Regions from separate parts of the Homo sapiens genome. Here region 1 is linked to region 2. A link is a contact called in ENCODE Hi-C or POLR2A ChIA-PET data. All regions are on one chromosome and are shown on one strand. The core of a region is the stretch at or near the end of the contact, and the rest is flanking DNA. Distances in the headings are between cores, read along the strand shown. Region 1 holds the start of DYNLL2-DT (DYNLL2 divergent transcript). Region 2 holds the start of CUEDC1-AS1 (CUEDC1 antisense RNA 1).

Evidence for each region. Hi-C counts contacts between places; a loop is a spot of excess contacts on that map. ChIA-PET counts read pairs that join two places held with the same protein, here RNA polymerase II (POLR2A). Pooled maps may share reads with other maps.
Region 1: POLR2A ChIA-PET joins it to region 2 with 8 read pairs in Panc1. The contact joins the promoter of DYNLL2-DT here to the promoter of CUEDC1-AS1 in region 2. A Hi-C loop is called at or near these places in 4 of 37 single-sample maps with no recorded cell type and 5 of 50 pooled maps. POLR2A ChIA-PET finds 5 or more read pairs at or near these places in 10 of 52 experiments (A549, AG04449, BJ and 5 more).

Annotation. Positions count from the first base shown.
Region 1 is chr17:58,081,063-58,084,995 of GRCh38, forward strand. It overlaps DYNLL2-DT (DYNLL2 divergent transcript), which reads right to left and starts at 2,142. Exons shown (of 3, transcript NR_110809.1): 1 at 1,654-2,142; 2 at 1-1,554. DYNLL2 (dynein light chain LC8-type 2) reads left to right here and starts at 2,357. Exons shown (of 3, transcript NM_080677.3): 1 at 2,357-2,621. RefSeq lists an enhancer at 2,086-2,380 and silencers at 2,097-2,446, 2,457-2,516, 2,557-2,976, 3,017-3,146.
Region 2 is chr17:57,909,940-57,914,101 of GRCh38, forward strand. It overlaps CUEDC1-AS1 (CUEDC1 antisense RNA 1), which reads left to right and starts at 2,239. Exons shown (of 2, transcript XR_001752948.2): 1 at 2,239-2,542. All of the region lies in intron 1 of CUEDC1 (CUE domain containing 1), which reads right to left. RefSeq lists an enhancer at 3,879-4,162.

The DNA.
Region 1 (3,933 bases), core at 892-3,391, 170 kb after region 2:
TAGTATAATGGCTAAGATTGTAGGCAGTGGAAACAATCTGGAGTTGAATCCTGCCGCTGACAAACTGGATAATCTTGGGTCAGTTACTGAACTTCTCTAAACTGTAGTTTGCTCATCTGTACAGGGTGATAGTCATATATGCACTTCAAAAGGCAGCTTCTGGGATTAAATGGAACGCATTGCATTTAAAACACTTAGAATAGAGCCTGACATAGAGCAAGGGATTCATGAGGATTACTTATTATTATTTATAAACCATACTATTAACACATCTCCCTGTTATTCTACAGTTTAGTCCTTGACACACACACACACACACACAAGAGCACTGATATTCACATTTCCTAAAAGTGAAAACCCGTGGCTCTGACTTCTGTTAGTTGAAGTTCTTCGTGCCCTTCTGTCCACCACACCACAGCCTGGAAATGAGCAAGCTCTTATCCCTATTATACTTCAGGGAAGGGGAGCAGGGAGAGGGAGGATTTATGCCCTGGCAGCATGGCCTTTGAAGGGCCACTGCTAGCTCATAGTAACCCTTGGGAACACTTGAAAGAAGTCATCTTCTGGTTGGACACTGGCTTGTACCGTGACACACAGGCTAGCAAGCAGTGTGCCGGCTGTATTTTAGCACCCGCTTGCTCCATCGGTTGGATACTCTTGCGCAGTGAATGACCTGTGCAACCATACGTGGCAGATCTGACCTTCAGGCCCTGGAAGGGCCTGGAAACTAAGGACTGTTGGAGAAAGGGGGTACTAGCTTCGCTTTCTCCAGGCAGTCCAGGCGATTAGCCCCGCACAAGCCCTAAGTGTATAAATCATCCTTCCTCGTCTCCCTCCCTTCCTCCCATAGAGGCCACGCCTCCCATTCATGAACACAAAGACTGACATCAGAAAACCCTTAGTGTGAGGGGATACCCCAGGCCTTAACTGGTCTCTGAAATCCCCCAACTGAGGTTGTTAGAGGACAGAACTGTGGAAAGCAGTAACCAGAGGGAATGATTTTTCCAGGTTTCCCCTGACACATAACGAACACTAACTTTTGATGCTTCAAACCAGAGCAGGCCAGGGCCAGGGCAAGTCTGACTTCCTGACCATGGTTTGGAGAGGCGAAGGGGAAAAGATGGGAGTGGGAGCTATCCCCGGCAGCTTCTTAATCCCTACTGTATGGCCAAAATGCTTGGTTCCCAATAAAGGCTCGTCAGCCCTTGAGGTAGACACTTCTGTATAAAACAGACCAGAAAGAAAACCGCAGGCCTGAGGATCTTTCCTGGGAGTGGGATGGAGTGAGGGCAGGCAGGCTCCCAACGCGCACGTTCACACCCACTCTCCCAGAAGTAGTCTCTTGAGCCTCCAGAGGGGCTGCTTCCTGGGTGCACCTCTTTTCAGCTAGAAGCAAGTCAAGCCTGACCTGCGGGATCTGGCAGGGCTCTCTGTACTTGGATTCTCTCCTTTATAAAGTGAGGGGTGTGGATGGGTGGTTTTTGAAGGCTCCTCACAGCTCTGACAGGCACCACCTCTGGGGGCTTCTATTCACTCTCCTCCAACCTTGTCTACCTGGACAGGCAGGGACAGACGACAAGAAATCGCTCACTCTCACCCCCATCCCAGGACCCCAAGGCCATAAATGTGCAAGGACAGCAGAGGCCTGCGTACCAAAGACACATCCCCATCAATTTTGCTTCGGCTCTGTCTCCATTGCTCCTGTAGACAAATACCGGCTGGGGGCCCAGCTGGGAGTTTAGGTCCTTCAGCCTCAAAGAACAAAGGAGGAAGAAGGGACCTTCCCGGAAGGTGAGGGGAGGGAGTCCTGGGGCTCCTATGCCTCTCCCTCTCCATAGGGCTGGCTGTCCCTCTCTTTCTCACAGATACGGGAGGAGGGAGTGTCCTGTCTTTTCCTCTGAGGCTGGTGACTTCATCTCCTCCCCTCTCTAAGGTTGGGGTCTCTACCTCAGCCCCATCTGTTCCCTGGGTCTGAAATCTCCATCCCCCTCTCCCTTTTTTCTCCTTGGGACTGGGGGTCTCCACACCCTTCCCTCTCCTCCTCTCTCAGGACCATGTCTCTTTATTCCTTTTCAGGCCTGGCCTCTCCAGCCCCGGGGGGAGGGGTCCGCATTCCTCTCCTTTCTTAAGGCCACGGCTCCCTCCCCCACCCGCTCCAGCTCCTCCTCCCCACCCCCTCCCTCCGCCCCGAGGCATTGTGGGAGGAAACAAGATGTGGGGCGAGAGCGGCGCGGGGAGAAGCCCGCAGTGCGGGGCCGGGCGGGCTCAGCCAATGGGGAGCGCGGACGGCGGCGCGCGCGGCGGGGGGGCGGGGGCGGGGCACTATTTCAGCGGGGGCCGCGCGTCGGCCGCGCTCAGCGGCAGAGCGGAGCGGAGCTGTGAGGCGCCAGTGCGGAGCGGGCGGGCGGGCGGGCGGCGTGAGGCGGAGCGCGGGCGGCCGGCGAAACTCCAAGGGCGGACCGCGGCAGGGAGCGATCGGCCTCGGGCTGCGGGAGCCGGAGACCGCGGCGGCGGCGGCTGCTGCAGCTGCAGGAGGAGCCCAGGGAACACCGCCCCTGCCTGTGCTCTGCCTCGGGCCATCGCTCCTCCCCAGGGCCCAGTGCGGACTCGCCTCCGTGAAGGTGAGCGGTGGGTGGGGGCGTCCCCCGGGTGGCGGGCCTGTGTCCGTCGCGTGCGACTCTACACGACCCGGCCCTCGCCGCGGTGGCCCTGCGGCCTCCTTAGCCGGCCCCAAGGCCTGGAACAGGGCTGGCCCCGCAGCCCTTGGCGTTGACGGTCCGGGCAGCGCAGCGCGCCCCCGCCGCCCCTCCCTCTCGGCGCAGCCCGGGCTGCGCCACCCTTTGCCCCGGCCACCCTCGTGGCGCTGCTGGAGGCCCGGGCTGCGGAGCTGCCGCTGCCCCCGCCCCCGGGAGTCTCTCTGCGCTGCGTGGAGGCCCCTGATGTCAGGGGCCGGGGAAGAGGGGGTGGAGAGGGCTCGGGCGTGACGCGGCTCCTCCTGCCGCCACCGCCACCCTCTGGGGCGTCCTTCCTGCAGCGAGGACGCCCAGTCACTCCGGCGCTGTTCCAGGCCGGGTGGGGGAGGGCGGCCGACCGGCCGGGGCCTGCGGACCTGGCCGGCGGCGCGGGCGGGAGGTCGGGGGGAAGGAGGATGCTTCCTCGTTCCCCAGGTGCTGCCCTTCGGGACCGCAGCGCTCTGGAGGATGGGATAGTGGAGGGATACGGCCCACTTGGAGAGCCCGAAGAGGGAAGTAGAAGTGTGTGTGTATTGGCGGGTGGGGATGGTGGTCCGTGTCATTCGGAGATTTAGCCTTTTTTTTTGGTTGCAAAACCAGGAATAGAGGATGGGAGCTGTCCTGGGGTGCCCTTTGTGCTTTTCACAGGAGCCTTGGCTCGTGACTGAGGCTGCTGGCCTGGGGCCCTCTGGCCATCTTCCTCCTATCTGGAGGCCCAGGTCCCTTGCTTTTTCCCAAGGAGGGAGGGGCTAGGCTGGACACCTTCCTGTGCTTTGCTTACCGGCACCTTGGACAGGGGTGGTAGGGGTTGGGCTTCACCTCTCTCAGATGCCTGGGGGGCCATTGTAGTCGTAAGACCAATATTATGTAACCGCAGGCTCTTTCCTGGAGAGTAAGGTGGCTTTTAATTACTGTAACAAAGTTGCTCCTTTGGACTTTGGGAATGAGGCAGTGGAGCAGGTGAGCTTGCAGGCAAAATGGTGCCAATTTCATACTTTCACTTTGCTGTCTAACCAGGCCCCACCCCCACCCCTGGGTTTGTAAACAGTGCCCCCTTCTGAGTGGTAACCTGGAATAGGCCACCAGGTGACACTAGTTTTTCTTCACTTATACAGAGCCTTATAATGTAAGAACCTTTCTCCCTGTGCTGCTGTTGTACCTTTGCTCAGACCCATTTGAGTTTACCCCATTTATCTCATTT
Region 2 (4,162 bases), core at 989-3,488:
GAGGTTCTAGCAACACAATGACTGGGTGTTTGGTTCTGGTTTTGTTTTGTTTTGTTTTGTTTTAGAGATGGGGTCTCTCTCTTCTGTTGCCCAGGCTGGAGTGCAGTTGCAGGACCATAGCTCACTGCAGCCTCAAACTCCTGGGCTCAAGCAATCCTCCTGCCTCAGCCTCTTGAGTAGCTGGGATCACAGGCACACGCCACCATGGCTGGCTCCCTCCATCCCTTTCTTTTCCTTACAATTTCTGTGTTGAAGAACACAGGCCATTCAATGGCAGCCTTCTCCACAGACTGGAGTTCATGGAGTAAGTTTTTTTTTCTTGCTAAACCTCAGTGACCTCCCCTGCTCAGCCCATGGGGCCCCTGTGACAATAAAAAGAAAAAGTACACCTGAAAGCACATAGGGAAATGCTTACGATAGTTTAAGCAAAGAATACAAGATGCAAATGAGCACAGAATACAAATTAACATATATATGTTATGTTTTCAACCACAGAAAAAAAAATGCATAGAAAAAAGGATCAAAAATATATATGCCTAGGGCGGGGCACAGTGGTTCACACCTGTAATCCCAGCACTTTGGGAGGCCGGGGCAGGAGGATCGCTTGAGCCCAGGTGTCTGAGACCACCCTGGGCAACATGGTGAGATCCTGTCTCTTAAAAAAAGAAAAGAAAGGAAAGAAAAAGAAAAGGGAAAGGGAAAGAAAGGAAAGGAAAAAAGAGAAGAAAAGAAAAAAGAAAAGAAATATGCCAAATATATCAATAACTGTCCTGGATGGTACAACTCTGTGAACACCCCCTTTTTCTTCCTTTCTTATATTTTTCCACAATTAGCATATCATAATGTGATCATGAGGTGACAAGTCTTCTTTAAAACATTTCAAAGAAGAGTGCCCTTAAAGTCTGGCATGAGACCCAGTGTGTCACCAGGCCTTCACAGTACCCCCTGGCTTTGCTCTGTTACCATGGCCACCACCAATCCAGCTGAGACCCTCAGCCTCCCAAGCCCGCTTCCCTGATGCCTTCAAGCTCCTCTTGCCGTCTCCCTCCCATTTTCTCCCTATGCCACCAACGGAAGAGCAGGCCAGGTCCCCTCCGAACTCCTCAGTCTCTTATGTAAAGATCACATCCCTCCCTCTGCATCAGCGGTCCTCATGCTCAGCAAGCATCACTGTCACCTGGAGGGCTGGTTAAACACACATTGCTGGCCTCCACCCCCAGAGTTCCTGATTCCCTGGGTCTGGGGTGAGGTCCAAGAATCTGCTATCTAACAAGTTGTTAGGCGATGCTGGCACCACTGGTCCAGGGACCACACCTGTCTCCCTAACTAAGCCCTGTCCATCCTTCAAGACCTCGCTCAAGTTCCCCTGTCCCATGAGGCAATCTCTGAGAACTTCAGCCAATATTGATCTCTCTCTTCCCTTCCAGAGCACCTGTTCCTCTTAAGGGTGGTTTGGTAGATGGGGAGATCACTTAGCGGCCATAATCAGGGGCAGTGTAGCACTTCATCACCTGCTGTCTTGTGTGGCTGGCTCTCCTTCATCCTACCAGCTCTCTTTTTTCTTTTTTCTTTTCTTTTTTTGAGATGGGGTCTTGCTCTGTCACCCAGGCTGGAGTGCAGTGGTGCAATCTCAGCTCACTGCAATCTCCGCCTCCCAGGTTCAAGCAATTCTTCTGCCTCAACCTCCCGAGTAGCTGGGATTACAGGCGTGCGCCACCACACCTGGCTAATTTTTGTATTTTCAGTAGAGATGGGATTTCACCATGTTGGCCAGGCCTGACTCAAGTGATCTCCTGATCTCAAGTGATCCGCCCTCTTCTGCCTCCCAAACTGCTGGGATTACAGGCATGAGCCACCGTGCCCGTCCCTATCAGCTCTTAAGGGCAGACTGGGACAGACATTTCTTAAGTGATTCCTCATTAACCAGGAGGCATTCCTCATGTCCCAGGTGAACTGAATCTGTTTCATTCTCAGGCACCCCAGTGACATTCACAAACAGACTTCTAATTATTCACTCGCTCATTCACTGGCAGTCAAAAAACACTTACTGAGCACCTACTGTATGTCAGGATGCGCAAGATAAAAACCTCTTTTCTTCACAGAGGCCAAGAATTACAACAGCATGAATGGCAGAAGCCTACAGAAGGTGCTCTGTGAGGATCCCTCCCAACCGCAGCCCAACGCCCCCACCCCTGGCCCTGGAGACCGCTACACACACACAACCTTGGCCCCAGTTGCAGGTGCTGGTGCCTGCCAACAAGCACACACAGTTGCAGTCACACCCTCGTGTAACCATGGTGAGGATTTGGCTGCCGGTCATAGGCTCCATTGTTCCCCAGCTAAGCCACCCTGGACTCGGGGACAGGATTTATGGGCAGACATTGTTAGGAGAACAGATGTTCGGGCAGGCAGGCCTGGGACCCGCTGGAGGGAGTCAAGAAGACACTACCTCCTAATTAATAGGCGGTAAATGTCTGAGGAACAGACTCCTGTCCCATTTCTTCAAACATCTGGGGTTCCGGACACTTAGGCCCTCTGCCAGGTGAGACATTTGGAGCAGGCTGAAGAGATCATAGATTCTGGAAGGTAGATGTTGGTTTCTCTGTGATCTTGGACAACTTTTTACTTGTTTGTGCCTCAGTTTCACTATCTACTAATATTTACTACTTAAAAAAAATAGTAAAGCCAAAAAAAAAGATGATAAAGACACCGTTTGGAAGAATAAAGGGAGAGTAAAAAACAAACAATAATAACGCCACTGTGTAAAAATAAACTGCAAAAAGACCACTCAGGGAAGCTCCATCAATGCCTTGGCAGGAAAATTCTAAACGTATACAGGCCTACCTGGCACACTGATTCTCAACTAGAGGGGTGCATCAGAATCTCCGGGGAGCCTTTTTCTTTCTTTCTTTTTTCAGAGACAGGGTCTCACTCTGTCACCTAGGCTGTATGTAGTGCAGTGGTGCGGTCATAGCTCATCGTAGCCTCAACCTCCTGGGCTCAAAAGCGATCCTCCCACCTCAGCCTCCAGAGTAGCTAGGCCTACAGGCTCATACCAGGACCAGCTGCTTACATTAAAACAAATTTTTGTAGAAACTGGGTGTCTCCGGGCACAGTGGCTCACACCTGTAATCCCAGCACTTTGGGAGGCCGAGGCGGGTGGATTACCTGAGGTCAGGGGTTCAAGACCAGCCTGGCCAACATGGTAAAACCCCGCCTCTACTAAAAATACAAAAAAATTAGCTGGGCGTGGTGGCAGGTGCCTGTAATCCCAACTACTTGGGAGGCTGAGGCAGGAGAATCGCTTGAATCCCAGAGGCGGAGGTTGCAGTGAGCCAAGATCACGCCATTGCACTCCAGCCTGGGCAACAAGAACAAGACTCCATCTCAAAAAAAAAAAAAGGAAAAGAAACTGGTCTCACTATGTTGCCCAGACTTATCTCCATCTCCTGGGTTCAAGCACTCCTGCCTCAGCCTCCCAAAGTGCTAGGATTACAGGCATGAACCACTGTGCCAGCCTCTGGGGTGCTTTTTAAAGAAAAAGGCCCATGTGTCTTTGTCAATTCTACTGAATCAGAATTTCCTGAGGTGCACCCAAACCCCATCCCCAAGATCCCAAGTAAGTCAAAGAGGAGTGCAGGGAGGAGCAGAGGCTGCAGGGGCTGTAAAGCAGGGACAGGGCCCAGGGACTCTAGGGAGGAGAGGTCAACATTGAGCAACCCCTCATTTCTGCCCCCCATCCCAGGGATTTCTAGCGAGGAAATATCATCCTTCTCGTCTGAACTGACCAGTCCTCCAGGGACCTGCTGATTCACACAATGCATGGCTGTGTCCTGGGCCACTCCTCCTTCTGGCCACCACTGGCCAGCACCCCACCCCAGCATACTTTCCTGACCCTGGGTTCTAACTCCTTGGCCCCAGAAGCCTCACCCTGGCCAACTGCAACTCTTTATTTCAAGGATTCAGGTTGTAGATCTCCTCCTCCAGAAAGTCTTCTCACATGCACTTCTTGGCTCACTCCCACGTGGCTTTGGCCTATTGAACCCTCTCTCTCCTCCACCATCAATGTGGCAGCACTAGTCACATGTTCTCACGATTGCCACTGTGCCCGTTGGTGGCCCCAACAGATGGTGCCCACCTGGAAGGCGGGATTTTTTGGATC